Linked DNA regions of Homo sapiens: region 2 is linked to region 1. Evidence: chromatin loops called from intact Hi-C (ENCODE). Cell type or tissue: GM12878. All regions are shown on one strand. Links, peaks and the distances in the headings refer to the core of each region. The heading gives the core; the rest is flanking DNA. Region 1 holds the start of RASSF10 (Ras association domain family member 10). Region 2 holds the start of LOC105376558 (a long non-coding RNA gene).

Region 1 (15,505 bases), core at 3,329-11,328:
GCAAATGACATAATCTTGCACATAGAAAATTTTAAAGATTCCATACACAAAAAAGTGAGCTAATAAATTCAGCAACATTGCAGGATGAAAAATCAATGCAAAAAAAATCAGTTGCATTTCTATACATCAACAATGAACAATCTAAAAAGGAATTTTTAAAAATTCCATTTACTATAACATCAAACAGAATAAAATAAAATACTTAGGAATAATTCTAACAATGAGGCAAAAGACTTGGACACTGAAAACTATAAAACATTTCTGAAAGCAATTAAAGAAGACATAAATAAATGGAAAGACATCTCATGTTCATTCATTAGAAGACAATGTTCTTAATATGACAATACAATCCAAAGGTATCTAAAGACTCACTGCAATCCCTATCAAAATTCCACTGGCTTTTTTTTTTTTTTTTTTTTTTTTGCAGAAACAGAAAAACTCATCCTAAAAGTCATATGGTACTTCCAAAAAATAGCCAAAATGATTTTTTAAAAGAAGGATAAAATACAGAAAACTCACATTTCCTGATTTCAAATTTTACTACAAATCTATAGCAATTAAACCATTGTGGAACTAGACTAAGGAAAGATGTATAGACAAATGGAACAGAACAGAGAACTCAGAAATAAACCTTTGCATGTGTGGTCAATTAATTTTTGACAAGTGTGCCAAGACCATTTAATAGGGAAAGGATAACAATTTCAACAAATGGTTCTGGGAAAACTAAATATCCATATGCAAAAGAATAAAGTTGAAATCTTACCTTCTACCATCTACAAAAATTAACTAAAAATGGATTAAAGACCTAAACACAAAAGGGTTAAAATTATAAAATGCTTGGAAGAAAACCCAGGGAGAACGTTTTATGATGTTGGATTTGGTAAGGATTTCTTGGATATGACACCAAAAGCACAGACAACAAAGAGAATAATAAATAAGTTGGACTTCATCAAAATTTTAAAACTGTTTGCGCATCAAAGACCCTGATATGGTTTGGCTGTGTCCCCAACCCAAATCTCATCTTGAATTGTAGCTCCCACAATTCCCACATATTATGGGAGGAATCTAGTGGGAAGTAATTGAATCACAGGGGTGGGTCTTTCCGATGCCGTTCTCATAATAGTGAATAAAGGTCTCATGTGATCTGGTGGTTTTATATAGAGGAATTCCCCTGCACAAGCTCTCTTCTTGCCTGCCACCACGTAAGACAACCTTTGCTCTTCTGCCATGGTTGTGAGGGCTCCCCAGCCATGTAGAACTGTGAGTCAATTAAAGTTTCCTTTATAAATTCCCCAGTTTGGGGTATGTGTTTATCGGCAGCATGAAAACAGACTAATACAGACACTCAATAATGGCAAACAATGGAATGAGAGAAAATATTTGCAAATAACATATCTGATAAGTAATTAATATCCAAAGTAAATAAAGAACTCCAACTCAACAATTCCCATCCCCCTCAAAAACCCAATTCTAAATGGTGAAATGGCTCAAATAGGCATTCTTTACAAAGATAATACAGGTCACCAGGGGCTGGGAGAAGGAAAGAACTGGGAGTTATTGTTTAATGGATACAGAGTTTCTGTTTGAGATGAAAAATTTCTGGAAATGGATAGTGGTGATGATTGCAAAGCACTGTGAATGTACTTAATGCCAATGAACTGTACACTTAAAAAAAATTTTAAGACAAGATCTCACTCTGTTGCCCAGGCTGGAGCACAGTGGCATGATCTCAGGTTACTGCAACCTCTGCCTCCTGGGCTCAAGCGATCCTCCCACCTAAGCCTCCCAAGTAACTGGGACTACAGGCATGCACAACCACACCCAGCTAATTTTTTGTATTTTTAGTAGAGATAGGGTTTCGCCATGTTGCCCAGGCTGGTCTTGAGTTCCCAGGCTCAAACAACCTGCCCTCCTTGGCCTCCCAAAGTGCTGGGACTACAGGTGTGAGCCACCATGCCCATCCCTAAAAATTGTTTAAATGATTAATTTTATGTTATATATATTACACCACAATTTTAAAAATAATAGAAAACAAAACAAAAACCAAGCAAAAGAATAATAATAAAACAAAAACATATTTTCTACACGTTGACTCTGAAAAGTCCTAAAAGCAATCACTAACCTAGACCCCTAGCATCCAGATTGTGGCTTCTAAATATCATTTCCCACTAAAAGGAATCAGGACTCCTTATAGTGATGGTTGATTGCAGGACTGGCACAGAAAATGAATAGTAGGAGCCTGAAATAGTTTGACCTACTAGAGAGCAAAGAACGCTATCAAAGACTATGAAAATTGTGTGAAAAGAATTCAGAAGCTGACCTGAAAAGGCTCCCAGTAGCTAAAGAGGGGACAATTTGAGCATCAGCATTTTTTTCTTCAACTTTTATTTTAAGCTCCAGGGAACCTGTAGAGGATGTACAAGTTTGTTACATAGGTAAACGGAGCATCAGTAATATTAATAACCACAATGGTTTGAAAAAAATGAAATACTTTAAATTTAAAATTTTATAATTATCCTAAAAAAATGAACAAACAAGAAGAACTATTAGTCACCTTTGGAGAATGCTAGTGGACAACCCCATTATTTTGAACACTGGTAAATAAAAATAAAATGTAAGAAAGTTAGGCTGGGGCCGGGCACGGTGGCTCACGCCTGTAATCTCAGCACTTGGGGAGGCCGAGGCAGGCGGATCACAAGGTCAGGAGATCGAGACTGTCCTGGTTAACACAATGAAACCCTGTCTCTCCTAAAAATACAAAAAAATTAGCCAGGCATGGTGGCGGGCGCCTGTAGTCCCAGCTACTTGGGAGGCTGAGGCAGGAGAATGCCATGAACCTGGGAGGTGGAGCTTGCAGTGAGCCGAGATCATGCCACTGCACTCCAGCCTGGGCAACAGAGCAAGACTGTCAAAAAAAGAAAAAAAGAAAAAGAAAGTTAGGCTGGGCACAGTGGCTCTTGCTTGTAATCCCAGCACTGTAAGAGTCCAAAACGGGCAGATCCCTTGAGGCCAGGAGTTCGAGACCAGCCTGGCCAACATGGCAAAACCCTGTCTTTACCAAAAATACAAAAATTTAGTCTACATTTCAGGATAATCAGGATTTAAACTATTCTTTAGGGTAAAACTTGATAAGATAAAGATTATTTCCACAGAAGTATTTCACTTTATCTGTGAAGAAGAAATAAGGGGGAAGGAAGAAAGGAGGGATAGAGGAAGAAAGAACTAAAGAGAGAGAGAGAGAGAGAGAGAAAGTATGAGGCTAGTAGAAGAAAATATATAGAACCATATTTTTGTGACTTCATTACTTAAACAAGAACCCCAAACCACAAGCCACAGGGGAGGTGGATGCTAAATTTGACTACATTAAAAGTAAAGACATTTTCAACAACAGATACCAGGGACACAGTTAGAGATGGAGGACAGATAGAAGATATTCACACTAGCTCTAAGGTTAAAAGAAAGTAATGTTCAGAATATGTAAGGAACTTCTGAAAATCTGCCAGAAAAGTGAAACCAAAGGAAAAATGGTCAATAACAACATAGGCAATTAACAAAAGGGGGACCTAAAGAATAATAAGCAGATGAAGCTTAACTTTACTAGATTTTAAAGAAATGCAAATTAAAACAGATTTGCAAATAGTAGAAGGTTGATCAATATCAAGTGCTTGTGGGGAATATGGAAATCTTCACTCCTAGTAAGAGCCTAACCGGGTATAGCAATTTGGCAGAGCAATCCTGCAGTTCAGCACTCACATATGTCCACCGATTTCTATCTGTGTTAATCGACACCTTGTTTGAGATAGCAAGGAATTGGTGACGACCTAGATATCACTCACTAAGGAAATACAGAAAGAGACAGAATACCATGCAGGTAAAAAAATAATGGTCTAAATTTGCATATACCAATGCAGAATGCTTGCACAAACATAATGTCATGTGAAAAAGAAAGAAACATAATAAATTTTATAGCTCAATAAAGTCATATATATTAAACACAAGCATACAGACAGTTTCAGTCTACTGTCAAGGATACATATACATACACAACCATATGAACTGTGCTGGCACATTGCTCAGCCTCAGGGTTACCATTCACACAGTTTTCCATGCAAATGGTGCCCTCTGGGGAAAGATGCCAGAATACAACATGAATGGTGCCCCTTGAGGGTATGCAACATGGCAGCCTTGAATATATAAGATGGTTTGGAAGGTTGTAAATTAATACATTGGAATAGGGGCCTATCATAAGAGCAAGGAGGGAAATGGGAGTGGGAATGGGGAGGGAGGAGAACATGAAGTAAAATGAAGATAGAAAAGGGCACATGCATAAAAGGAGGATGATAGTGTGACCTGAATGAAGAAATAGGATCAACTCAATTCCGTGGTCTTAAGTTGGGGAGGGTGGACCTAAAGGAGGGATCTTGAGCTGGAAAACCAACAACCTTCACAAACCTGCTAAGAAATGTGGATTTTATCTTGAAAGCTATGGGAAATCCTAGAAGTGTCTGAAACAGGAGATTTGCATGGGAATGGATGAGAAGGGGAGAGGCTGGGGGAAGCAGGCCTTCAAAGCAATCCATGCAAGGTCTCCATGAGCACGATGGGGTCATTGTGGCCAAAGATGCATTCAGCCAGGTGTGCATACCTAATGCCACACACAAAGATCCTTGGAAAGCCTGGCACTCCCTCCTTCGACTCCTCCCACATCCTCATGTACCCAGAGGCTCAAACAGAAATAAAGCCTGTTAAAAGTGCTGGGGACAGCTCCCACCAGCACGGTCATGGTTGGTACCACCTTCCAGATGTGAGTCTGACTAGCACACAGCTGTCTTCCCTGATGGCTGAGGAGTCCACGTTGTTGACTGACTATGCACCTGCGCTTTGTAGAGCAACAACAGTCCATGGGGCATTCAGTCAAAACCTCCAAGCTAACACAGGGAGTATTCGTTTTTTAAGAATTTTTTTTCATTCTCCCAGACAGCCACCCAAATATTTACATAAGAATTTCCCCTCCTCTGTATTTTACTAAATCTTCACCTAGTAGATTTAGCAAAAGTGTGATCTTCCGAAAAGTACTCCACTTTCCTGGTAGAAATACCTGGACAAGACTTTGATCATCTCTGAAGCCTTTCCAATGGCAACGCTCTGGAGTCCCGGGGACTTTTTCTTCTGGATGTGCTGAACACTTACTGTGCGTAATGCATCAGGTGTGTGTAGCAACAAGGCACAGGTTTTGTGGTCAGGCTTGGGTTGGAATCCCGCATCTCTTACTTATGAACTGAATGGCTTTAGTTCCTTTATCTGTAAACATTGGAGATTAAAACGTTCTATCTCACAAGATTAATGCAGAGAAAATACATGTGAAAAAACACGAGGATCTGGCATTTCAAAAAAACTCAACAAAACTTGATTTCTCCTCATCTTCCTTCTTTTCTGCTTGGGAAAACAAATTTCGCAAGCATTTTCACAATGGAAATTTCACAGATTGTCATAATCAAATCTTCTCTTTTCAAGATATTAAGAACAACCTCAAGTGCATATCATATTTAGAAAGAAATTCCTAGAAAAATCTAAACTGTTCATTACAGACTACTTATAAACAACTTGGTTTATGTGTTTCATTTGATTTAATTTTTGCTAGAGGTGGGTATGGAGAAGCACAAAATCAAATATGTTTCATGGCATTGCTTTCTAAGAATAGCCTTTTCCACTAGACTCAAGATGAAAAAGATAACGAATATTTTCTTTTTATAACTCTGATTCAATTTGTTATCTCCTTAGCCCTGCTTCTGTAGAGTTTCTGTCCCTTCTGTTCTCAGATCATTGACCAATTCTGATATGAGATAAAATTCTATTAATATTACCTTAAGCAAATACTCAGGGAAGGAAAAAAAATGGAAAGGAGAGAAAACACCACACCCTCTTAACTAACACTTCTGATCCACGGGCCCACCCTTGCTGTTGTAAGAATATTTTAAGTCAGTGATTGTCAGCTTTGGCTTCCTGAGGCCACGAAGAATTAATTAGTAAATTTTGATTAAAATATTTTCCTAACAAAATATAATATCTAATGAAAGCTAAGCTGTAGTGAAACAGGCATGCTCATGCATAGCTGATTGTAATTAGAACAAATCTTTTGAAAAGCAATTTGGCAGTGAGTATCAAGCCTCTAAATGTTTGTACTCTGACCTGAGAATTCTCTTTCTGGAAACCTATCTTATTGTGGGGAGGGTGGGAGTCTAATTAGGTAAACAGATACATGCACAGAGAAACTTATTACGGTGTTATTTTATAACAGTAAAAAAAAGTATGGGAAACAAACTGATAACATGCGCAGTTCTGTAAACTATGGTATATCCACCAGATGGGTAGATCTGTTTACAGGGAGTCTGTCAAACCTGAGTATAAACATGTATATACAATCTTATCAAAATTATATATTTTTAAATACAGAAGCAAATATGAAATCTGCACAATTCAAAAGGTTTGGAAGTAAATATACCAATCTTGGTAGTGACAGGTTTTTGGTACAGAGATTTAGAGTGACTTTTCTTGCCTTTTTATGTTATTTTCAGGTTCATCGTAAGGACTATCGTGTACACAACTTTTCTAATCAGCAAAAAATAAACACACTTTATAAGGAAATAAACAAACATAAAGATGCCATATGGAATCTTTTGGTTTGGGAGATGGCTGAGACTAGGATAACTCAGATCAAAAATACAATAAATTATCTCAGTTACCAAAAAAAAAAAAAAAGGGTGGGGCTGACTGGTAAGGGACCTACATTTCATACCCTTCTTAAGTTTGCTGGTTTCTGCCCAGGATTTCCATTAGAGCTGGAGAATAGGAGCTGAGTTAATTTTCCCAGGGGCGCTGAAATCCTGACATTGGTACATTCCCTGTCATGCATTTATTCTCATTCTTAATGCCATGGTGACCATAAATGTGAATTAAAACTTGAAGTATTTAGCATTTATTAAGCACTTCCTATGCACAGGCACTGTTTTGGTGCTTTTTATACCTTTATTTCACCTTTCTCAGGCTTGCGAAAGCTCTTAGTAAAAAGAACTATTGTCTCCTTCCTCCCCGCTCCCCCACGTCAGCCTGTTCTACACACTCCTTTCTTCTACTCACAGAGAGTGCCTTTTAGGAATATAATTGATTTGGATAAAAGAAAAAAAATGGGCCAAATAGGCTGCCATTTGTTATCAATAAAGCCTCGCAGCTGCCTGAACGGTTGACTAAATAAGCACCTTCAAATGGTCAGAACAGGGAAGGTTCTAGAAATAGGGCACCAGAAAATCCCACAGGCTTTCTGCTTGTGATGTGGCTTATTTGCTTTACAGGCGTCAAGCATATTTGCTGACGTCAGCAGCCCATCAAAGTTTAAAATAATAATAGTGAAAAGGAAAACAGCCCCTTTCTTCCAGGCAGTTCTGTTCTGCCAACTTCTGCGTTCTTTTTGAGTTAATAAACGTCCAAGAATCACTCCCCTACCACCCTGAGGGGGAAAAACAGCACAATAATTTTAAAACCACCAGGTCAGCCCATTGTCAGCATAAACCATTCAGACAAGTAGCATTTTGTCACACTCTAATGAGGATTTTACCTCTGCCTCAAAATGAAAGCTATCATTAGGTTTCGTGTTTATGGGATCAAATGATTGTCTGGGGATGGTGGGTTTTTTTCAGTCCCTTCCTCATTTTTATCATGTTCAAGACCAAATGCATAGACATTTCCTGCATCAGATGAAACTAAAAAACCATAGTTATGCCAGCTAATGTCTTTTGAAAACATCAATTAAGAAAATGGCCTTTAAATTCCCATTTTTACTTGAAAATCTGCAAACAGGCACACATGTTGTAATACCAGGGCAGTGGTGGTGGTAGTGCGGGGCGGGTGGGGGGTGCTGTCTCTAAAAAGGAGACAGCACAAACAGTGGTTTGAGGAGGTCATAAGGGCAGGCTCCCATTGGCAACAAGCAGATAGAGAATCTCTGCAAGGGAAGGAACTTCTGTATAAAGCAAGACCTCTTAAGTTATCTTCACATGTAGTGTTGAAACTGGAGCCAGCCCCTCAAGAGTAGGTTGATAAGAGGCTTCTGCACCATGCTGGTACCACACACATGCCCCATTGTTAATAACCTTCTCAGGACAGATTAGATCCCACATTCCTCAGAAGTACTGAGCTGCAGAGGGAAATCGGCCAGCAGGCTCCTTCCGCGGGGCCAACAACTAGCTACAACTGATAAGTTTTAATTGAAACAACTGGAACAATTACATGGAGTCCCCACCAGCTCTGTCGCCAGCTACTGAGATGGTGTTGCACTTGCATCTCCTGGCATGTGCATAGGCGTGTGCCAGACAAGAGTAATTCAAGTTCTTAACTCACTTTTTATCTTTTTTTCCATGACTACGTGCCATCGTTAATCACATTGTTCACCCAAGGAGTACTATGAGATTGTTTTATTTTTTTCTTTTCTGTCCTTATCTAGGAAACCCTGATATTTACACTATCTCAATTTAAGTTTGAACAAGTAACTGATTAATCTCTGACAAAACATACTGAAGTTAGACGAGTTTGGGTAAAATCCGTTAAGGTCATGGTTGGTTTTAATCACATAGCTCAATTTAAAAGCTGAACACTAAAACATCTTTGCTTTCAAAGAGTGCTTGTTAGACAGCAAGTTTTGTTTTGCGTAACTTGAATTCTGCTACTTCCTTTTATTTTTTTCTGAAATAACAGTGATTGAGTCAATGAAGTGGCAATACGAATTAAAGGGCAACTCACCTGCCTTTGAAGGGACAGATCCCAAAGGGCCCAGATTAAATTTTAACCACGATTATGTTTGCCAGGATTTTATATCTCAAATGATTATGTTTGGCTTTTGTAATAATAAAAGGTTATTTTGGGAAAAGAATTCCCTTTTAACATCTATTGTGTTTACTAGGAGGAAATACAGGGTTAGACTTCGATACAGTTTAGCCTTTGAAAGAAAATAAAAGACAAATGATTTAGCAGATGGGTAATTCCCAAATCTGCAGAAATGTAAACAGCCAGGATTTTGGTGCCTATGGGTTTTATCAAAGAGGTAAGAAAGGCAGAGACCGACACCAGTGCGTCCTCTTTGGCTAGTTTTAACACGTTTACAGTCACAATTAACATTCAAGGAATTTCCTTTTCATCCAAGTGTTTCTTTTAAAGCACTTCATACCACAAACTAAAGTTCTAGCTGCCATCAGTCCTTCCCATACAGAAGAGTAGCGAAATCTCCATTATACTTCCTTACTTTGAAAATGGGCTCGGACCACGTCAATTTCCTTGGGTTGTTTGTTTTCCAGTATAGGGGGTTCTTGCCTCCTCCCTCCTTCCCTCTCTTTAATGAGCTTGTATTGAGGATCCTACTTCTTCTACCCTCACCCTGCTCTGCACTCACCCCGGAGCCAGATGAGCGCGAGGCTGCGCAGAGCGCTGCTGCCCAGCCGGAGCTCTGGGCTCGCAACAGCCTGGTTTCAAGTCCGCGAGCCGGCTGGCCCACTGCATTCTGCAAGAAAAAAGAATCCCCCTGTTCCCGCCCCCCGCCCCCCGCCCCCCACCCCTACACAAGGGATTCGCACATGGGCAAGGAGTCCGAGTCTTGGCTATGCATAGAGCTCAGTCCCGTATCCGAGTCTTCGTCGTTGCCAGGACCGCTCTTGGCCAGTCCACGGGCCTGGTCCACCCACATGTCGGCGCAGGCTTGAGGCCCAGGTTCCCGCGAGGGACTGCCAGAGCCAGGAGCCCCATCCGGTGCCACCGTCAGCTCCAAAGTGTGCAAAGTTTGCAGAAGGCCCTGTAGCTCGCGCTTCTTGCTGTCCCATTGCTGCTGGCTGTAATCCAAGTCCGACTTGACGGCCTCTAGGTCCGTGTTGAGCCGCAGCCCAATGTAAAGGCTGGTACTGAGCTGCGTCCTGACCCGTTCCTGCTCCAGCAGCAGCTCGCCGTCGGGGCCACCGTCGGGCTCCAGGGGCTCCTCCCGCGCCGCCAGCTCCTCCTGGCGCCGTCGCATCCACCTCTGGTTGAGTTCCTCCTGAATCTCGGCTGAAAGGCGCTCCAGCAACTCCTCCTGCTGAACCCGTTGCTCCTGAAGCCGCAGCAAGTCGTCGCAGCGCCGGGCCAGCTCCTCCAGCGCCGCCGCCTGCGCCTCGCCGGCTAGAGGGGGCGCCGCCGCCGCCTCCTCCGCCTCCGCCGCCACCTCTTCTGGCTCCTCTCCCGGTCTGGACCCGTCGAGCTCGATGCCTGCCCCAACCAAGTAAGTGTCCTGCACGTAGTTGACCCCGTGACGCCGCATGCGGTCCAGGTGCACCTTGGCCTCGTAGTGATCGATCTCGCGGTCCAGCTCGTGGAGCCGCTGCACCTGCTGGCGAATTGTGTGGTCCTGGGAAAGCACCAGATGCACCAGCGTCTCCATGCGCTCCACCGACGCGCTCTCGTGGGTCCGCGGCGACGAAGAGCAGGACGAGGCAGTGGACGACGAAGTGGACGAACAGGACGACGGTGTCTGCTGCTGGCGCCGCCGGTTGAGCTTGGCCAGTTTGCGAAAGGCCTTGCGCACCACTCGCCGCTGTTTCTCCTGGGTCATGGCCAGGCTGGGCCGCGCCGGGGCCCCGCGGGCCGGACAGGGGCGCTCTCGGCTCAGCACTACGCGCGCCTCGGCGCTGCGGGGGCCGGCGTTAGGCAGCGATGCCTCGCTGCGCACTAGCACGAAGCGCACATTCTCTTGCTCTTCGCCCCAGGCAGCCCAGAGGCGCAAGATGCGCGTCTTGTTGGGGAGGATGCGCTCAAAGCCGCGCCACTTCTCCACGATGCAATAGCACTGCGGGGGCCCGCACAGCATGCCCTGCGGCAGCGCCTCGTCGTCGTCCTCGTCGTCCTCGTTCGGGGGTTCGGGCAGCTCTCCCGGGCCATGCGGGTCGCCGGCCGACCCCAGCCGCCGGCTCCGCCGCTGTCTCCGTCGCCGCCGGCAGCCGTCCTCCAAAAGCACTCGCACAACGTCGGAGCAAGTGGTGCGGCGGGAGAGGCCGGACACCAGCTTCTCTTCCTGGCAGATCCACACCGATATCTTCTTTTCCGAAGGATCCATGGCGCAACCAGGGCGCAGGTGGCAGGTCCGGCCGGGGTCTGCTGGGGCGGCGAGGACAGCAAGGGCAGCCCAGTAGCTCTGGGATGGGAGAGGAGCCCGTGCCCCCCTCCGGCGGCTGCACTAGCCCTGTTCCCCCGCTGCGCACCGAAGGCAGGCTGGAAAGCGACTGCGGCTGTGGTCGCGGTTGCGGCTGCGCTCTGCCCGGACGACGGGCGCTCCCGGGGCAACGCGCCCAGGACCGGCTCCCGCCGCTCTGGCTCTGCCCAAGGTGCCCGGGACCTCCGGGTTTTGCTCCTCCCCACGTGGCTCCACCCCTTCCCGCCCCCAAGGCCCAGAGCTGTGGCTGGAAGTGCAGGAGGCTCAGGGCCCAGGCCCGCCCCTCGCAGCCTTGCCGCGCCCCGTGCGCCCTGTCCGCCCCTCGCTCGCATTGCAGGCATCCTGAGTCTCGGCCCTTTTCGCCAAATCGCTGCTCTGCCGCGCGCCTACGCAAGGAAAGATTCAAGGGTCCCTCCACTTCAGGGAGTGGAGCCCGCGCCTCGGCACGGATCAGCTGTGCGTCTCCTTTGGCCTACTGGCTCCTCTGCTTGTGTCTATAGCTAGCTGGACGCATCGTGACTTTATCTTCTCATCTTTCCTGGCGCCCCCAGACGCATTTCCTGGTCCCTCGAGGCAGCGGCGTCTGGGGAGTGCACTTTGCACAGACAGGGAAACCGAGGCACTCAGCGGTCTCCAATGGAGACGCTGTAATCGCATTCCACGACCAGCTAGCGCTATAAGCGCTGCCTCTAAAGCGGAAGGCCTCCCAGTCCTTCTCGACAGGAAGCAATATTTGCATATCTAAGGAGAACAAGATTCGGCAATGTGCTCCGGGAGCAAGTGCAGGCATGGAACGGTATGGGCTGGAGGGGGACAGACCTTCAGAGGCGGCTGCCCGTTCCCTGTAGTGTCACGTAAGTGGGTCTCCACGTCACCTTCACCTCAGCTTCCCACAGCCTTTTTGGGAGAGGGGCTCCTCATTCTAGTGGGAGTTCAGGGCCCAGACCCAAGTCACAAGCTATTTTTATGCTTTCCACCTCCATAAGGGGAAACTGTGAAGGCTTCTGGCATTTTCTAATATTCAGATGTGGTCCAGAAGAGATAACAGCCAAGCTTTACAGTGCAAGAAACCCAAGGCCACAATGCAAATGAACTTGTTTCATCCTTAACTGCTGATGAGGATGGTCCACTGAGTGCAAGGTTTGCCCTGAACTTGTCCTTGTGAGCACAGGTGTAATAATAAGCTCACTCCCTTTCTTCAAGACCTTAGATGGCTCCCCATTGCCTCTTGGCTAAAGCACTTTTGTTCATTCAATGATTCACTCAGCAAATATTTATTGAGTACCTCTCTGCTCCAGGTCCTACGCTAGGGATTTGACAATGAACTAATCGCCAGTTCTGGCTTGCAAAGAGTTCACAGTCTAGTGGGAGGGCACAGCCAAGTAAACATTCCCAACACAATGTCCTGTGTCCTCTGATAAGGGAGAGCATGAGGTTCTGGGGGACCCTGGAGTGGCATCCAACCCATCTTGGAGGGGCAAGGAAGGCTTTCCCTAGAAGAGGTGTGTTAGACAAGACCCAAAGGACCATTAGAGTCTGCCAAAAGGAAAGCAGATGGAGGGGAGGGACAAGCAGCATTCTAGAAGGGATTGTAGTGCAGTCAGGAATCAAGAGCATGTTAGTTATGGGGGCTGTCAGGAATTTGAGAGGAGTGCCTAAAACTGAAGTTGGATAATTGAACAGGAATGGGATCAGGAAGGGCCTTTAATTCCATGCTTATGTATTTGGATTTATCTTAAAGACAATGAGAACCCATAGAGTGCAAATCTGGAGTCAGAACAGCCAAGTAAAAATTTCAGCACCACGTACTAGCTCTATAACCTTAGGAAAAGTATTAATCTCTCTGAGCTTCAGTTTCCTGGTCTGTGAAATGGTGATAATAAAAATACCTCCCTAATGGAACTGGTGTAGCGATTAACTGCCTGGGCCTGGTAAATCCCCAGTAGTTTTATTGGGGGGTTGGAAAGGTCGGAGGTATATTAGTTTTCTATTGTTATGTAACAAATTATCACAAACTTAGTGACTTAAAACAACACCCATCTATTACTTCACTGTTCTGTAGATCACAAGTCCAACTTGGCATGGCTGCTGCATACTTTGCTCAGGATGTCCGAGGCAAAAGGCAAGGTATAGGCTGGTTCAAGTTCCTGTCTGAAGGCTCTGGGGGAATACCCAATTCCAAATCCATTCAGGTTGTTTGCATGATCTGGTTCCTCTCAGTTGTAGGTCTGAGGTCCCCATTCTTTTGTTGGCTGTCCTCCAGGGTCACTCTCAGCTCCTACAGAACTCTCTCAGATCCTTTCTGTAGGATATCCACCCCCCTCCCTGCAACTTTAAAGTCAGCAACCACATGTCAAATCCATCCAGTCCTCCTTTGCTTCTAATCAATCTACCATCCTCTTCTGCCACTAGCTAGAGAAAACTCTGCTTTTAAAGTGCTTGATTAGTCAAACCTACCTGGATAATTTCTCTGTCTTAAGGTTGACTGATTAGTAACCTTAACTATATCTGAAAAACCCCTTTTGCTGTGTACTGTAATATAATCACCAAAGTAGCCCCCAGGAAGATGGAGATTATGGGGCTGTCTTAGAATTCTGCCTACCATAGGGCATAACATGAACAGATTTTGATTTTTTAAAGATCCCTCTGTTTGCATTGAGGACAATGGGTGGGGGTGGGGGATGACAGGCAAGAAAGCCTTTTAGAAGACTATCTCGTTCATTCAAGGAAGAGATGATGACCTATACTGAGAATAGTGGCGGTGAGAAGACTGGACACAATTGAGAGCTATCAAGGAGGCAGGAGAGGCAGGACTTGGTGATAGATTGACGAGAGATTTCCTTCTCCCTAGAATGGTGTCAAAGGTCTCTTGCAATCTGGACCAGCCCACTTCTCCAGCTTCTCACTTACATGTGGGCTATCCCTTCTTCCTTTCCTCTCACACAGGATTGCTAGAGCTTTGTAGTCAGCTGCCATCCCTGCTGGATTCTAAGCTCCACAAGGGTAGGGATCATGTCTGTTTTGCTCACTTTTGAATCCTTTACATTTAGTGCAATCCCTGACACATTCTAGGTTTACTCAGTATCTGTTGAATAAATTAATGAATCCATGAAGGAATCCTACATTTTAGCAATCCAATACCTCATCCATCCAGAAGAACTCCTGCATCTTGATGTATCCACACTTTTGTACATGCTTTTCCCACTAATTGAGATTCCTCTTAAACAACTGGAGAACTTCTACTCACTCTTCAGAAGCTCAGGTAAATGTCACCTGCTCTGGGAGTCCTTTCTTTCCTCCTCCAGAAAGAACTGGTTCCCCGCTCTTCTTCTGCGTCTATTAATGTGGAGGTTACATTGTGCTGTGATGCGTTTTTTATGTCTGTTTACTCCCACAAGAATAGAGCTTTTCAAAAGAGAAGATTGTCTCTGTCCTATTTGCAGTTTAGTCCTCAGTGCCTAGGGTGCCTGGCACATGGCAGGTTCTCCATCTTCCCGTATGTTTTAAGGAACACTCAGATGAATAATGTCTAAGATATTGTGCTACCCTCAAGATAACTTATTTCTAGAAGCAGACAAATACATGGAATCCCTGTTGTAGTAATGATATATATGAAATTCCTGCTGGACTAATTAAAGGGTAGAATGATTGTATGGGTGCTAGGAAGGATGCAGAAGGCAGGCTTCAATAATTGGGGAGGAGGGGTTGAGGGCATTCTTGGTGGGAGAAAATACTTGAGTTAAAATGCTGAAATGAGTATGCATGTGGTCATGTACTGGTGTTTCAGAGTGTGTGTTTTGGAGTCACCCTGCCTCATTTCAAATACCAGCTATAAGCTTTCCAACCCTCAATCTTCTTACGAGGAAAAAAGTATAATATTGGAACCTGCTTTATAGAGTTGTCATTACATGAAATGAAATAATGCACAATATATAAAAGATCTAGTGCAGTGACTGGCACATAAAACATGCTCAATAAAACACAGCTAGTGTTGTCAAGAAATTGTATTAAGTACCTACTGCATGCTATGTCCTGGGCTATGTGTTGAGGATCCATGAATGAACTGGACAGACATGGTCCCTGACCTTAGAGATGTCACAGCCAGGATTAGTGTGGTTTAGCAGTGGATTTCTTAAGTTAGGCTAGGCTGTAGTAACAAACAGGGCCAAACTTGTATAATGGCTCAAACATCACAAAGATTTATTTTTCACTCAGATAATAGTCAAAAGAAGATGTCCTGGTTGGGAGGTGGCCTTATTCCTGGTTCCTTCCATCTCGTGACTC
Region 2 (15,505 bases), core at 3,965-11,964, 99 kb before region 1:
ATGAGCATGCAGTATTTTGCAAAAGTAAGCATTCCAAGGGAGCTGTTAATTATTTGAACCTAGAGATTTTGAGTAACTGCAAACAGCAATTGATAGATCCCAGGAGTGGCTCAACATGGGTGATGAATTTACTATTGCTGGTTGGAGGACCCACTTGGGAACCATTTTATTTATTTTTTTATTTTTAATTTTATTTGTTTATTTATTTAGACGGAGTCTCACTCTTTCACCCAGATTGGAGTGCAGTGGCGCGATCTTGGCTCACTGCAACCTCTGCCTTCCGTGTTCAAGCAATTCTCCTGCCTCAGCCTCCCAAGTAGCTGGGATTACAGGGGCCTGCCACCACGCCTGGCTAGGGAACCATTTTAAAAAGCAAGAGTGACCCATTGGATTGTTCCACAGTTCATCAGTGACTTGCTGTGACAGTGATGGGGTGCAATGGGAAACATAGGAGCTTTTGTGTCCTGATGGGAGGCAGAGTCGCCCCTGAGCAATGCTGTTGTTATTGAGAAAATAGGGTGGTGGCAGGAGGGCAACACTGAGTCACAACCACTGAGGGAGTGAAACCTGTGATCAGATGTTTCTGGGGTGTGGGAGAAGGGGACATTTATTCTCAGATCTGCCTCCTCTTTCTACTTTCTCTACCTTTTGCAGGTTGTTCTGCTGATGGTTCTAACTGCAGGGTCAATCAAGCCTGTCCCAAATTCTGAGCCAATCTCAATAGGCAAAGTCAGGACTTTTCAGGCATTTATCTTTTTATCCTTTCATTTATCAGCATGCACATGGAGACAGGCATTGTTAAGACATAAAGGGTTAAGAGAAGACATAAGGCATGATCTCTCCATTTATAGCTCACAGCGTAGGGCAGGAAATAGACACATATATAACCCTAATCTTCAATTTATTCTTCCAAGTCCTGCCCTGCCCCAGAGTTGGTCTCTCCCTGATTCTGGTCTGCTCAACAGATTCTGCCCCATATGCTCTCCATCCCAGCCCTTTGCTGCCGGGAAGTGATATTGCCTTGTACCTAGGTTCCAAGTTATGGTCCACCTATGGAAGAACTCCCCGCCCCTCCACCCCTGGTCACCACAAACACACATTAGAGTCACTTTCTCAAAATGTTCTAAGTGCCTTTCTGGTGCTTGGAACAGACAGAGCTGGCAGTGCTACCTAAGTGGAGAGCTGTGATCCCAGATGGGACCTGTGTGGGCCCTGTCCTTGCTTCGTCCCTCAGGGTCACTCTCTGACCCACTACCCCATGCGTGGAGTCAACCAGATGCCCCCTTTCCAGGAAAGTGACCTGGCAATCTGATTGTTCCTGCTGGCTTGCACAACATTTCTTTTGTGTGAGATTGAGCTGCAACAACATTACCAACATGCTGATTCTGAGTGAATCTCACTCCTATACCACAAAGGGTGACTTCGTGGCTCTGGGCTGCTGCTGGCCCTCAGGCTTAAGTTGCATGTGTGCCTGTGCTTAGGCTCCTGCCCACCCATGTTCTGACCACAAAACCACCTCCAGACTATAGACGCAAGGGTGGTGCGTGGTGCAGGCTTTTCTTAGCAGTGCACCCTCCTTAGGCTTCACACCACATAAGTCGGCAGTCCTCCAGGAGTGGCTATGCCTATCTCCTCTGAGGGCTTTTGAGACTAACTGTTGCTGTGCAAGATGGATGAGCTGTCTGACCAATGATGTTCTCTCCTGCCTCCAACCAACGTGGTGACTTCTGTGCCCCTGGATTCCTCTCGAGGTTTGCTGGACCTTGGCAGACATTCCTATGGGATAGATCACTCTTCCTGCTCTGCCTGCCCACAGGTCCTCCTCACCAATCTTAGGAAAGACTCACTTGCTTTTATGTTTCCTCTTCAGTTCTGGTTCATGCAATTGGACCATAGGGTTCAGGGTGAGGAAGAGAGAGAGAGAGACAGAGAGAGACAGAGAGAGAGAGAGATTAAAATGATCTCAGGGAATTAAGTTTTCAGAGTGAGGGAATGGATTTGGTAAGAACACAGTTAAGGAATCAAATTTGTTTTCTTCAGAAAGAGAAGGCAAATGGGTGGTTTAATTCTTGCCCTCAAGGATAAGCAATAATTTTACGCAGGGGATATAGACAAATTATTCTTATGTCTTAAAAGACTAACAATCACAGAACAACGCTTCTACTCAGTGTGTGTCTTCACTCTCCTGATTATAAAAAGGAATCACTAACTTGCTTTATGCTGTTTCACGTTGAGGGAAAGTAATTGAGGTTTTTATGAAAAAAAAAAAAAAAATCCTTGGAGGATTCACATTTCAATCCCAGGCTACATTAGCTCAATTTCTGCAGACCATACTCTAGGCACACAAAATATTCCCACCATTCCCCCAAACGTACATGTTTCTTTATCCACAGCATCTTCTTTGCGTAAAATGGCCTTCTCCACCCTGCTCCCTTTCTATTCTGGCCAATTCCTGTTCACCTGAAACTGTCCTCACAGGATGAACAAGAACTGGACAGAATATAGTTACAATTAAGCATTAATCATGCTGCACTTTGACACACTTCCTTATAGCTGAAAGCCAGATAACACTAGATACTCACCATTTGCATTCCTATTGTTCCTAAAAATAGGGTTTCTGATATTAGTATCTTAAGGCTTTTATTTGGGAATTGCTTAAGATGTTTTTCACATCCGGAATTCCAGCGAAACAGCTGACATCATCCAGTTTAAAGACCCCAAAGAAGAATAAAAACAGCCTGAGAATATGGTTTCTTTATCTCCTTGTTCCATGATTTCAGCCTGCAATCTTACCGATCAACAATCACCACACTTCGGCCCACTCCAAAACTCTTAAAAACCCTAGCCCCAAACTCCTCAAGGAGGCAGATGTGAGGTTTCTTCCCATCATCTTGTCCAGCAGCCTCACAAGTAAACCTCTTTATCTGCTGCAACCCAGGGTCTCAGTGTATTGACTTGCCATGCACATCAGGCAATGAACCTATTACACTTACACATTTTTAAGGCCCAACTTGAAGGCTCGTCAACTATGTGAAATGTTCTCAAGCTGAATCTGAGTCCTATTTCTGCGCTGTTGAACTGCTTTGCCACACTACTGTCTACTCTCTGGGCTGAACCCATTGGGGGCAGGAGTCATATTTCAGTCAGTCAGTCAATCAGTCAGTTCATCAACAAATGATTCTTGGGTACCTATTCTATCCCAGACACTGTGCTGGGCACTGCAAATACCCCCATGAGCAAGATAGACAAGACTTCTCTCCCCTAGGAGCTGGGATCTGGGGTGGGATGCCAACAGATCAAGAGGCAATTGCAAAGCACTGTGAGAAGTAGCAGTTCTGAAGATGAAGAGTGCAGGGAAATACGCCCCAGGCAGAAGGAACGGCATATGGGAATGCTGGTGGCAAGAGAAAACATTCCTCACATATCATTACATTTAGGAGAGAGAGATGCCCAGTATTACCAGAGAATAATACTGTCAAGAGTCTGGCAAGAGATGAGGGCAGAGAGGAGACCAAGGACTGCATTATTCTGCATCTTTTGAGCCCTTTGAGAAGTCTAAACTTCCTCCTAGGAGCAATGAGGAGCCTCTGAAAAGTTTTAAGCAGGGAAATGGCATCTCAGATTCGCACATTGAAAGATAATTCTGGCTGCAACTCAAAGAACAGACAAGCAGGAGATATTACTGGAGGCAGGGACAGCAGTTAGGAAAGACTGATGAGAAGGGATGGTGGTCTGCTCCATAGGGGTACAGCGGGAATGAAGATAAATGGGTACTGGCAGTGGTATCCTGCAGGTAAAATGGATGGGTTTGGTGGCTTATTGGTTATGGCTGCAGGTGAAGGATAGAGGTGGCAATGGAGGGGAAGACTGGGTGGAAGCTCTCAGGCTCCTTTCTTGAACAATGTTTAATGGGAGTGTGTTAGTTTCCAAGGGCTGTCATAACAAAGTACACCACACTCGTGGCTTAGAACAACAGTCATTTATTGTTTCACAGTTCTGGAGGCCAGAAGTTTAAAATCAAGGTGTCAGCAGAGTCATGCACCTTCTGAAGGCACTAAGGAAGGATCTGTTTCAGGCCTCTCTCTTAGCTTTCAATTCAACCCACAAAATGGGGAAAGGTACTGTTATTCCCTAAGACCCCCACAGAGGAAAGCTCATGCAGTAGAACAGGTTTGCCGATAGAGAGATGAATCCTTGAGCTTGGGGCATGTTGAGCTTGGCGAGCCTGTGGAAACCCATGAGAAGATATATAGAAAAGTATTTGATACATTGGGTTGGTGTTTTGGAAAAGGAGGGTATGGAATGGGCTGGGAATATAAACTTGAGAGTCTTTGGCTTATAGGGTGGATAAGACAGTGAACATTTGGGAATGGCCAGACCTCCTGAGGGGAAAGGGAGCAATTCATCTCTGCAGCCCCAGAACCTAGCCCAGGCCCTGCCGTTGCTGTAAAGGTTCAGTGAAAAACTGCCTGATGGAATGAAAGGATTTCTTCAACTTTTCATTAGTTTGAGATAAGAAGGCTTTGCATGGGTGATTGCTTACCCTCCTCTGGCTCTGTGACCTGAAGGGAGTGTACTTTGTGGCAATGAGAAACAAGCATCCTTAGGTTTCACTTTACAGTCTCCTTCAGTGTAATTTAGAAAATTTGCCCAGAGCTTCTCACTCAGCATCTAGGGAAAGCCACCAGGTTGTGCCCATCTCTTGACTTATAAGAACATGAACAGAAGAAAGACATATGCGTCTTGCTTTAGTTTGCAGCAACACTTCCTTTTTTACTTACAAATCTTCACCTTTGCCGTCTGCCCAGCCTTTTCAAAAAACTGTAATAAAGTTTCCAAATAAAGCCTTTTCTGTACCACCTGCTTTCCCCCCACAGCCCAAGACTGATGGTCATTTGATCTTGGGAGTATCTGGAGCGTGTTGTTCTCCCACCTGGCTGTGCTGGAGCAGAAGCTGCTGGGGGACAGTGGGTGGAGCTGTGGAGCAGTGTCATCATCTGCTGGGCAGTTGATCCAGGTTCCTTTGTGCCTGTTGCCTGGTGACACCCAGAGGCCCCTCTCTCAGAGCCACACTCTGGCTTGCTATTGGTCCGGTGGTGGCATTTGTTGACAATAGACACTTCCCTGGCTCCAGGTTCTGAAAGAGGCCTGGGAGCTTTGGTTTCAAGCTACAGTGCTCATTTAAATGCATTTCTTTAACTCTTTGTGTCCCCTTCCAGGAAAGTTCAGCGAGAGTGTGCACCCTGACCCTCTGGCAAGGTTCTCCCCTTCACCCTAGAGTGCAGCTGGACTCAGATGGTTTCTTCTCTGCTATGCTGCTGTGGCAGGACAGTTTTCTTCTCACCTCTTCCTGGGTTTTTTTGTGGCTGCTTAAACAAACAGGCTTTGTCGGCAAGACAAGTCATCCAAGTTGAGCTAGGAAGTAGTTGATATTAGCAAGAGAAAGGTTTGTTTTTAGGATGTCATATTCTGAAGACTATGAAAGACCAGAGCCTCTTCTTAGAGGTCCCAGGAACTGTAGATACAATCTATGCCTTCCTGAAACAGAGCTGGGGCCAGGCACAATAGAGGGGGAGCAGAAGACTGAGGTGACTCTGGGGGAGGTGATGAGGGTGGGAAAGAAAACAGAGAAGGGCTTCTGAATGTCCCCAAGGTGGGCCCTGTTTGATCAGTGAGTGGATTTATGGCCCAAAGGGGTGGCATCATTTAAGGAGCTCAGTCCCCCACTTGGTGAGTGCCTGGCATCTGGGATCCTCAGGCAGCTCCCCAGACACTCCCCATCTGCTTCTTCCTCCCTACCTTCTGGGTACCCTTTAGAGAATGCGTCAGCTGAGGGTTAGAGTATGGATAAGTTGGGTCGAGGCAGCTGCAGTGTGGACCAGAAGCTGCCCAATTCTGGCTGGTTCCTCGAAGAACCCACTCAGATCTTTTTTTTTTTTTTTTTTTTTTTGAGACGGAGTCTCGCTCTGTCGCCCAGGCTGGAGTGCAGTGGCGGGATCTCGGCTCACTGCAAGCTCCGCCTCCCGGGTTCACGCCATTCTCCTGCCTCAGCCTCCCAAGTAGCTGGGACTACAGGCGCCCGCCACTACGCCCGGCTAATTTTTTGTATTTTTAGTAGAGATGGGGTTTCACCGTTTTAGCCGGGATGGTCTCGATCTCCTGACCTCGTGATCCGCCCGCCTCGGCCTCCCAAAGTGCTGGGATTACAGGCGTGAGCCACCGCGCCCGGACCCCACTCAGATCTTTTAAACCTGGTACTGCTTGTAGGAATATACAGGCCCAGACTCCCGGCAAACTGCCCTGCCTATACTCCACACCTCGTACCCTCTCTCTCCTCCCACCTAGAACAAAACCACTTTTAGGCAGGGAAGGCAGAGGCTCTTGCAAAGACCAAGCAAGGGATGAGGGAAACCTGATGAACGCTTCCCTTCCCTTCTGTTGAGCCTTGCAGCCAACTGCCCAAGCTCTAGCCTACACTCCGACAGGAGGCCCCAAGGGGACCTCAAAACAGGAGAAGACATTCTGAGGCTTCTGAAACTGTGTCATCAAGATTAATTGACCTATGTCTATAGTAGCCAGTACTCCAGAGCAAGTAGGGTTTGGAGCTGGGGCAGAAGTTCCAGGTCCCTGTGACTGGGAGACATGTGCACCAGGTCCCAGTGACCCATGGGTCACAGAGATTTCTGCTAAGCCTCCCTGGAGCCCAGTGTCCCAGTTGTCTCTGTCTGAAGTGCGCTGTTGTGTTAGATTCATCAAGAGGGTCCCTCCCTCCAACAGGGCTGCGGGTCCTATTTACACAGCTTCTTTCATTGTCTTTTGTTTTTTTGAGACGGAGTTTCGCTCTCTTTGCCCAGGCTGGAGTACAATTGCACGATCTCAGCTCACTGCAACCTCTGCCTCCCAGGTTCAAGCAGTTCTCCTGCCTCAGCCTCCTGAGTAGCTGGGATTACAGGCATGTGCCACCACACCCAGCTAATTTTTGTATTTTTAGCAGAGACGGAGTTTCACCATGTTGGCCAGGCAGGTCTCGAAATCCAGACTTCAAGTGATCTATCCACCTCGGCCTCCCAAAGTGCTGGGATTACAGATGTGAGCCACCACATCCGGCTTAGCTTCTTTCATTTTCTCAGGTCCTCTTTCTGCCAGCAACAGTTGTTCTGCAGTGTTTCTAGTGTGACTCCTCCTTGTGCATGCACCCGAGTTCTGAGAAAAAGAAGCCATTTATCCCCAGTTCAGGTGCAATATGTCTGCTGAAAACATGGTAGTATTTTGCCATCATCAATTTACTCATCCATTTGAACTAAGAGCCAGTCAGAAAGGTTGGGTGCAGCCAGGCTTTAGTTCTGTTTTGTTTTTGCTTTTGTTTTTCAGAAAGAGGAAATTGGCACTAATTTGAGCACAATTGCTTGCAAACATTTTACTGATTTTTTGTTGTTTTGATCTTGCTTATAGGAATTATTGAGAAAAGAAAAATCTTGGGATGATAAATATGGTAAGATCCATTTAATATTAAAAGTGAAAAGGAGGTGGGTTTCACAGAGAGTAGACCAGTGGTCTTGCAATCAATTCTGAGAAAGATTCTGAAACAAAAATTTTAAGATATTCTATTAAGTCCCTAACAAAATACCAAGCTCGGTGGTTTCAACAACAGAAGTTTATTGTCTCACAGTTCTGGAGTCAAGAAGTCTGAGATCAAGGTGTCAGCAGGGTTGCCCCTCTCCTAGCTTCTGGTGGTTTTCTGGCAGTCTTTGACATTCTTTGGCTTGTAGAAGCATCACCGTGCACTCAGCCTTCATCTTCACATAACACTGTCTGTTTGTGTGTGTGTGTGTGTTTGTGTCCAAATTCCCTCTTTTTCTAAAGATACTAGTCATATTGGATTGGGGTCCACCCTACTCCAGTACGACTTGATCTTGAGTGCTTACATCTGCACTGACCCTATTTCCAAATAAGGTCGCATTCTAAGGCACTGCACCTTAGGGCTTCAACTATGAATTTTGGGGGAACACAACCATAACTGAGAGCTTTTGAGCATTTGGTAAAACAACCAGTCATTTCTAGAAACCAATCTGAGCACACTAAGAACAAACTGTCAATCTAAGCAGATTGCCTACTGTCGGGGCTCAGAACACGATACCCCAAAGTACGGTGCCTTTGGGTCTTCATTTCTGAATCCTCTTGTATCACATAAAACTTTGATTAAGCAAATCTGTCACGCTTTTCTCTTGTTAACCCGTTTTTTGTTGTAGGAGCATCGGCCATGGCCCTGACTATGGGAAGGAAAGGTATCACACTTTTTCTGCCCCCACCCACTGTCCCAGGGTTAAAGATGAGTAACTAGATTTACATGACAGAAGGAAAGGGGCCAAAGACCAAGACCACACCAAAGGGTGATGTATGTTTGTCTACTTAACTGTAAGGTCTAATTTCTCATGTGTTTCAGGATCTCTAAAATCCAGAAGTGAAATATCTTGGCAAGAAAATTAAGCCCCAAGTGGCTTCAACATTTGGCCTGGTGGTCAAGGAACTGTCATAGTTACTGGGATAACAACCATTATACATCCAGGGAGGCTGTTCTCAGAATCTTTCATAATTAAATCTCTAAAGCTGGGAAAACAATCTCCTATCACTTTCTTTGTCATCATACCACTTCCTTTTAATTTCCAAGCCTCATTTGCACTTCTTCCCACAGTGTCTCTCTGAGCGACAGCAAATCTCTGCGTTGGCCAGGAATAACAGTGCAAAGCAGTGTGGGTGGCAGGGCCCTAACACCCAAGCCTGAGCCTCCATTTCCCGCCATTGTTCCCTCAGTCAGGCTGGGGCTGTCCTGGGGAGAGTTTTTCCAGATAAAACTGTCCTGGTTGGCTGCCAGTGATTCAGACAGGTTCACAGCCTCAAACCTCCTGATGGGTAAGCAGTGATTCAGACTCCAATCCTGCTTCATCTCTCAGGCTTATCGCTTATCTCCAGCTGCCAGGAGACAGACAATGGGGGCAGAGAGGCATTTTGGCTGAGCCAGGCCTCAGGTAGCCCCAAGGGATTTGAGAGGCCTCCAGACAAGCAGACTCAGGCACTCTCACCAGGTCACTCTCTATTTAAAAAACACAAAGTCTATGAGTTCCCTTGAGAATATAGCATTTCCTGCGACCTATGACAGCAAAAATGGACATTTCTATATCTGTTGATTCATTCCTTCTTCAGAGCTGCTGTTTCAAGTAACCCAGGACTTTGGGTGAAAGTATTTAGGGCAGTCGGGACTCCAAAGGACCTTGCAAAAGGTGAATTCTTGTCCCGCCCCTTCCCAACTTCATTTGACTTTAAAAGTAACCCTAATACTCTCATAGTAAAACTGGCGAAATCTAAATAAACTCTGGATTGTACCAATGTCAGTTCCCTAGTTTTGATGCTGTGCTGTAGTTATGCAATATGTTACTACTGGGGATATTGAATGAAGGCTACTTTTTTTTTTTTTTTGCAACTTTCTGTGAATTTGTAATTATTTTAAAGTAAAGCTTTTTTTTTAAGTGATCTTAATGGCTCCCCCAAACCCAGTCACTATATCTTGTCTTTGAAAAAGTCACATAGCAGAATTGCTGAAAGTATAGGCTTTAGGCCAGACAGACCTCAATGCAAAAGCAGCCTTCACCTCTTGGGCAAATTACTTAATCTCTTTGAGCTTCAGTTTTCTTATCTAGAAGATGAATCTGATTGCTTCCCTGATGAGTGAGTATGAGGTGGGTATGAGGACTAATGAAGTAACTCATGGAAAGCACCTGACAGAGTGGATGATAAGCACTCCCTTTAAAACTGTAATCTATTTATTTATTTATTTTGTTTTTTGAGATATGGAGTCTTGCTCTGTTGCCCAGACTGGAGTGCAATAGCATGATCTCAGTTCACTGCAACGTCTGCCTCCCAGGTTCAAGCGATTCTCCTGTCTCAGCCTCCTGAGTAGCTGGGATTACAGGTGTGTGCCACCATGCCCAGCTAATTTTTGTATTTTTAGTAGAGATGGGGTTGCACTATGTTGGCCAGGCTGGTCTCGAACTCCTGATCTCAAGTGATCTGCCTGCCTCGGCCTCCCAAAGTGCTAGGATTATAGGTTTGAGCCACCATGCCAGGCTAAAACTGTAATCTATTGAATAGAGGAGCCTGTATGTGTTTCCAACAGAGGGTCACAGGCTCAGAAAGTCATGTGTGTAGCTGAAAGAATTTTTTTAGTGGCCTCAGTGAGTCAAAAGGGTCCACACCTGGACATGATTCAAGTATGAGTCAAATGCCTATGGAGGAATTATTTGAATTCTGTCCTAATTTCTTTTTCCCTATAAATTGTCCACATTCCCAAGTTTTCTAATGTGGAACTAGACTAAACCATTGACATGACAGAAGCAGAAGCATTCCATTTCCAATCCTAATAGGAATGGCTCAAGCCTTCCAGCCAGGTGCCTGGGGCAGGGGTGGGACAGGAGGCAGAAGAGGTTGAAAAGTATTGGGTGTATTGTCCCCTAACTCATGGGTGGGAGCTTATTAAAGGAAACATATGCTTGTGAAATATACCAGGTACCTACACTCCAGGAAGAGAAAAGTCACTTTGTTCAGGGAAGCCTCTTGGCCATCTATCACTGATGCAGGATTTTTTTTTTTCTTGGTGCTGCTTCACCAGACAGAGACCTCTGCAGCCTGCATTGTCCCTGCCTGGGCCCCACTCAGATCTGGGCTCACCGCAGGAGGTACCCCATGGCTCCAGCCCTCCTGCTGCTTCCCATTGCTGAGGGTGGCTGCCTAGTGTTGGTGGATGGCTACAGTGTTACAGCAGCTCCTTTGGCACCTGCCATCCAGCAGGTCCCAAGTTCTTGTACCATATCCAAGAAGAATGAGATTATTTGGACAACCAGAGAGTGAGAAGGGTGGAGAAGAGTTTTATTGAGTGACAGAACAGCTGTTAGCAGAAAGGGGACTCTAGGTGGGTAGTCTCCCCAACCCAAAGGTGAGTGGTTCCCCTGAAGTGTGGCTGAGTCCAGGGCTTTTATGGGCTCAGAATGCAGGTGTGCGTGCTGAATGGTTTGTGAGTATGCAAAAAAGGCTAAAACTAAGGCACCACCCAAAGATGGGCACAACAGTGTAAAAAACCAATTAGGGAAAGATAGGTACTTGTAAAATAGGTGATGGGTGGGAATCAATCAGAGGAAAGTGTGCCAAATGGGAAGAGAGGTTCTTTTCTGGTCTGTGGATTTATCTGAGACTAGTAGCTTGGCTTTCAAGCTTTAAACTGTCTTTGTTTTGGAGGTCAGGTTTCACTGGGGAAATATCTGCCTAGGGATTTGTCTGCTTCCTCCTGCTATCATCACCTCCTGGAGATTCAAGAATAGGTCCAAAAGCTACTTTTTGTAAGGCCCTTTCTGGCCCTCTTCCCTCCACAAGCCCTGTATTCCAGACACCCCGGTTACTCATCGTTTCTCAGACACCACCCAGCTTTCTCCAGCCAGGTTGTCCAGCTACCTGGAAAGCCCCTCCCTCCACCCACTCCTTCAGTGCCACTCCCCTCTGCCTTTTTCATTCCACCCAATTTTCAAATCTTTCACCAAATGCTTTATCTTCCTTGAAGCCTTGCCTGAACCACCATTCAGAGGTGGTTCAACTCCTTTGAACTCTCCCAGCCCATGTTTGTCTCTTCCTCACAGCCTTGAACATATTAATTCAACAAAGACCTACTGTGTTCTATGGACCAAGCTCTATGCTAGGCTCTGGAGATGCAATGGTAAACAACAGAGTTGGGTGTGTATGTGTGTGCACATGTTGGGGTAAGAATGAGGGCAGAGATGCTAAACAAAATAGTTGCACAAAAACATATACATATACAAATTATAAGTACGATAAAGGAACAAGGGATAAAAAAATTCGAATGTGTACTTTAAAGAAGGATCTAGTTTAGAAAGGGAGACCAGGAAAGGCCTTCCAGAGGAATGAACATTTCAGCTGAGGCTTAATGGATCAGTGAGTTGTCAGTTACCTAAGAGAAGAGATGGGCCAAGGGCCTTCTCTGAAAAACAGGGGATGCAAAACCCACAAGGCCAGAGGAGGATGGGGTGTCTGAAGAACTACAAGGAGGCTAGCATAGCTGAAACAGTGAAGAAGCAGAGTGGAGTGCGAGGAGGCAAGAGAGTGGCAGGAAGTCCAATCACATGGGGCCAGCAGGTCGTGGTAAGCATTTCGAATTTCTTCCCAACTGTAAGATAAATCATTAAAGGCTTTTAAATCAGTACTATGGTCTGAATAATGGTTTTAAATACTTCTATGGCTACTATCTAAAAAGAGAAGCAAAAGTAAAAATGGGGCTACCAAGAGGAGGTCATATGATCTCCACATGAGAGATGGTGGTGGCAGTGGGAGTCGGGAGAAGAGGAGGGAACCTAGATCTAGATCTACTTTGGGAGCCTGAAATTTTATCGGATGTAGACATGAGGGAGAGGTAGGTGTTAAAGATTACTCCCAGATGAATGGCTTGGACCATTCATCTGGTGGATGAACCTGCCTCCCAGTGAGAAAAGCCATGCTGGAGGAGTAGCAAGTCTAGGTGGAAATGTCCAAGGTGCAATTTAAGACATTAGATTGCAAGTAGATAATGTCAATCTACTTGCAATGTCAAGTAGGCAGCTGGATATATTGATCTAGATCAGAGAGAGGTCACTGTGGGAGACATACATTGGAAAATCATCAACTATAGATTTAAGTCTTGTGAATGAATGAGATAACCACAGTGTGGAAAGGAAAGAGAAGAGATGAGGTGGGCAGAGAACAACATACAGGACAGCGCCTTGAAGAACCTAAAGTTTTTCTTTGATTTAAATTATCTCTGCCCCTTGAGGGCAGGAACAATGTCTTTGTCAAATTTGTTTCTTTTCTGTGCTATCTCAGGGGTAGGCAGTGAATCTAAATTAAGGAATTTTACTGGGCTCAGAAGTAACATTGTAAGTGCTCATATGAACTCATTCAACAAACATCGATTGAGCAGCTACTGTGCAGCAAGTACTGTGGCAGAAAATGAGGGTAAAATATGAGTAAGATGTAGTCTCTGCTGCACTCAGGGATCTCCCAGATTAGTGAGGGGAAGGGATAAGAAAAGAGATGCCAACATCAGTGATACCTACATCTATAACAAAGAGTACTCTAGAGGTACTAGGTACATGCCTAGAGATTTCCATTTATTTTTCACATAATACTGAAATTGACTCAGTACTGAATTTGACTTAAGTTATTTGCCCAAGGTCACATAGCTGGCTGACAGCGGAGCAGAAATGTGAACTTAGACTAGCCTGGCTCCAATTCTGTGCTCTGGACATCACCCCTGTGGCCTGTTCATAGCATGTCTTGATGCTTTTTCCCTGCCCTGCCCTTGCTGCAGAAACTCCTGACCTGCCTGCTACAAACATAGTTCCCTGGGACACCCCTACCCACAATGTGGAGAGCAGAGAGGCCTTGCTTGTGACAAGAGCTGATGTCCTTTAGCTTTTCCATGTCCCCTGCCTTTAGTGAGCCTAAAATCTAGGAGAAGAGGTCTGACACATGTGCATAAATAGCCATGTTATAGGAATGACAAGTCCGTGACATGGTCCACATTTCTTAGACAATGTCATCTGCCATCTCTCCTGTGCTCTGGTAGCACTTTTTTAATCCTTGACAGGTTCCATACATTGAATTGTACTTATGCACACTTTTCGGTTGTGAGGGCCTCCAGAGCTGTGACTGCGGTATAATTTTATACATCCTGTGTATTTCTCAAATCGAGTCTCTTCATTTCTCAGGCAGAGATTACCACCTTCATGTCTCTTGCCTTGGGTTATTGCCACAGCCTCCTAACAATTTCCTGCCTCAAATCTCTCCCTGGTTTTATCCACCCTTCAGAAAGTAGCCAGAGTGATCTTAAACCACAAAGCTTGAATCAATCCCTTGCTTAAAACCCTCAATGGCACAACATGCCTCTCAGAATGAAGCCAAGCTCTAAGACTGGAACTCCAGGTCCTCCAATGATATCTTGCACATTCTATACTTTGGCAACATTCTCTGGTCCAGCAGCAAGTGCTGCTTGTAGCCCTATTCCAATGCTCCTCAGCTCTGGGCACCTGCTCTTCCTCTACCTTCCGAAAATGCGCTTTCTCTCCACCTTCACAGAGCCACTGTTTACTCATTCATCATGGAGCCCCACTGCTGGACTTCTGAAGTGTGACCTATACTCATCATTTTATGACAAGCAGCTTCTGATGTGTCAATTTTGACCACTAGAGTGAGTTTCTAGGGGACAACCAGGGTGTCTTTTGCATCTGCATCTCTCCAGCATCTACCACAGTGTCTGCAAAATAATAATCACTCAGTAAATACTTGTTAAATGAATGAATGAGCAAGTGAATGATTAATTGTAAAGTACTAGGATGTATTAAGCACCAAATGAGCAGTACAGACAATAAGTGTGAGAGAAAGGAGGAAGTAGTCACTTCCAGTTGGGGTAGCCCCAGAAAGCTTCCCAGATAAGAATAAATGTATGCTAGGCCTTGCAGGATGAGATAACGTGTGCTGGCCCAGTGCCAACTAACAGTTGGCGTTGAATGAGGGTGAAACGAATCTGATCTGGCTGGATGGAAAAAAGTGGGGAGGACATTTTATGGGGACAGGTGGTGGGGACAAAGGCTTTTAGGTGGAAAAACACAAGGCAAGTTCAGGGAATAATCCAGAGACCAGCTGGATAGGAGCAAAGGATTAATAGTGGGGAAGACAGACAGGGAGGAAGAGGAAGTGGGGGACAAATGGTGGACAGTGCAAAGACGTGTGTGCATGGTGTGGGCTTTTGCACAGAGTGGTCAATAACTGAGAGCCACAGAGCTGCCTGCACCTGTCTTTTTCATCAAGGTTTAAATTTGAACTAGATTAAGAGAACCTCTGAACAATGCAAACAAAACACTCAAACAATGCCTTCCAGGGTCGTGGGATGGGGCGGAGTAGGAGAGGTACAGGATCAGGTCGTTATCTAATGTCTCTGTAGTGTGGAACAATAGGCCAAAATAACCCCAACAGGTTCTCATTTTTCTCTGCATCTCTAGTTTTGCCCGAATTAGAGAGCAGCTGAGTTGACCTAGGAAAAAAATCTACTTTGAGCAGGAAATGCAGTAGGGAGGAGAATGGGAAATTCTAAAATCATGCCAAGAGAGGAAATGGCCAGTGCTGGTTGGGCTGAGAAGAATGGGGCCCCTTGCCCTACTTCACTCCTGGTCTGCTCTTGGGAACAGCCTATATACAAGGTGCTTGACAGCACAGGATAGGGACAGAGGGGTACGTGTCATGTTGGCCACTCCTGGCTGTTTGGAGCCAACACTGATATTACACTGTGTCTGGAGAAGGAAAGCAGGCAATGAGGCTGGGCAACACACAGGAGAGCTCTGTCCCATCACCAACTCCACCTGCCTCCCATATCCATCTCAAAGGAGGCAGCACGCTGCAGCGAAGAAGAAACTGG

Evidence for each region. Hi-C counts contacts between places; a loop is a spot of excess contacts. Peaks named below come from ENCODE experiments on the same cell type or tissue, not always from the same donor. Only the 100,000 strongest peaks of a DNase experiment are listed, where the experiment ranks them.
Region 2: it touches region 1 in a loop (8-fold over the local background); 4 of 110 quality-filtered maps call a loop at or near these places.

The regions. Positions count from the first base shown.
Region 1 is chr11:13,005,197-13,020,701 of GRCh38, reverse strand. It overlaps RASSF10 (Ras association domain family member 10), which reads right to left and starts at 11,386. Exons shown (of 1, transcript NM_001080521.3): 1 at 8,583-11,386. The coding sequence starts at 11,125. The coding sequence ends at 9,602. RASSF10-DT (RASSF10 divergent transcript) reads left to right here and starts at 11,586. Exons shown (of 4, transcript NR_187419.1): 1 at 11,586-12,075. In GM12878, for the core only: a CTCF peak has its summit at 4,110 (motif pointing left); a DNase peak (open chromatin) is centred at 7,551.
Region 2 is chr11:13,104,559-13,120,063 of GRCh38, reverse strand. It overlaps LOC105376558 (a long non-coding RNA gene), which reads left to right and starts at 7,083. Exons shown (of 3, transcript XR_931043.1): 1 at 7,083-7,492; 2 at 8,250-8,285; 3 at 8,444-8,561. LOC124902635 (a long non-coding RNA gene) reads right to left here and starts at 4,989. Exons shown (of 2, transcript XR_007062599.1): 1 at 4,544-4,989; 2 at 3,965-4,225. RefSeq lists an enhancer at 8,334-8,834. In GM12878, for the core only: a CTCF peak has its summit at 4,976; a DNase peak (open chromatin) is centred at 7,213.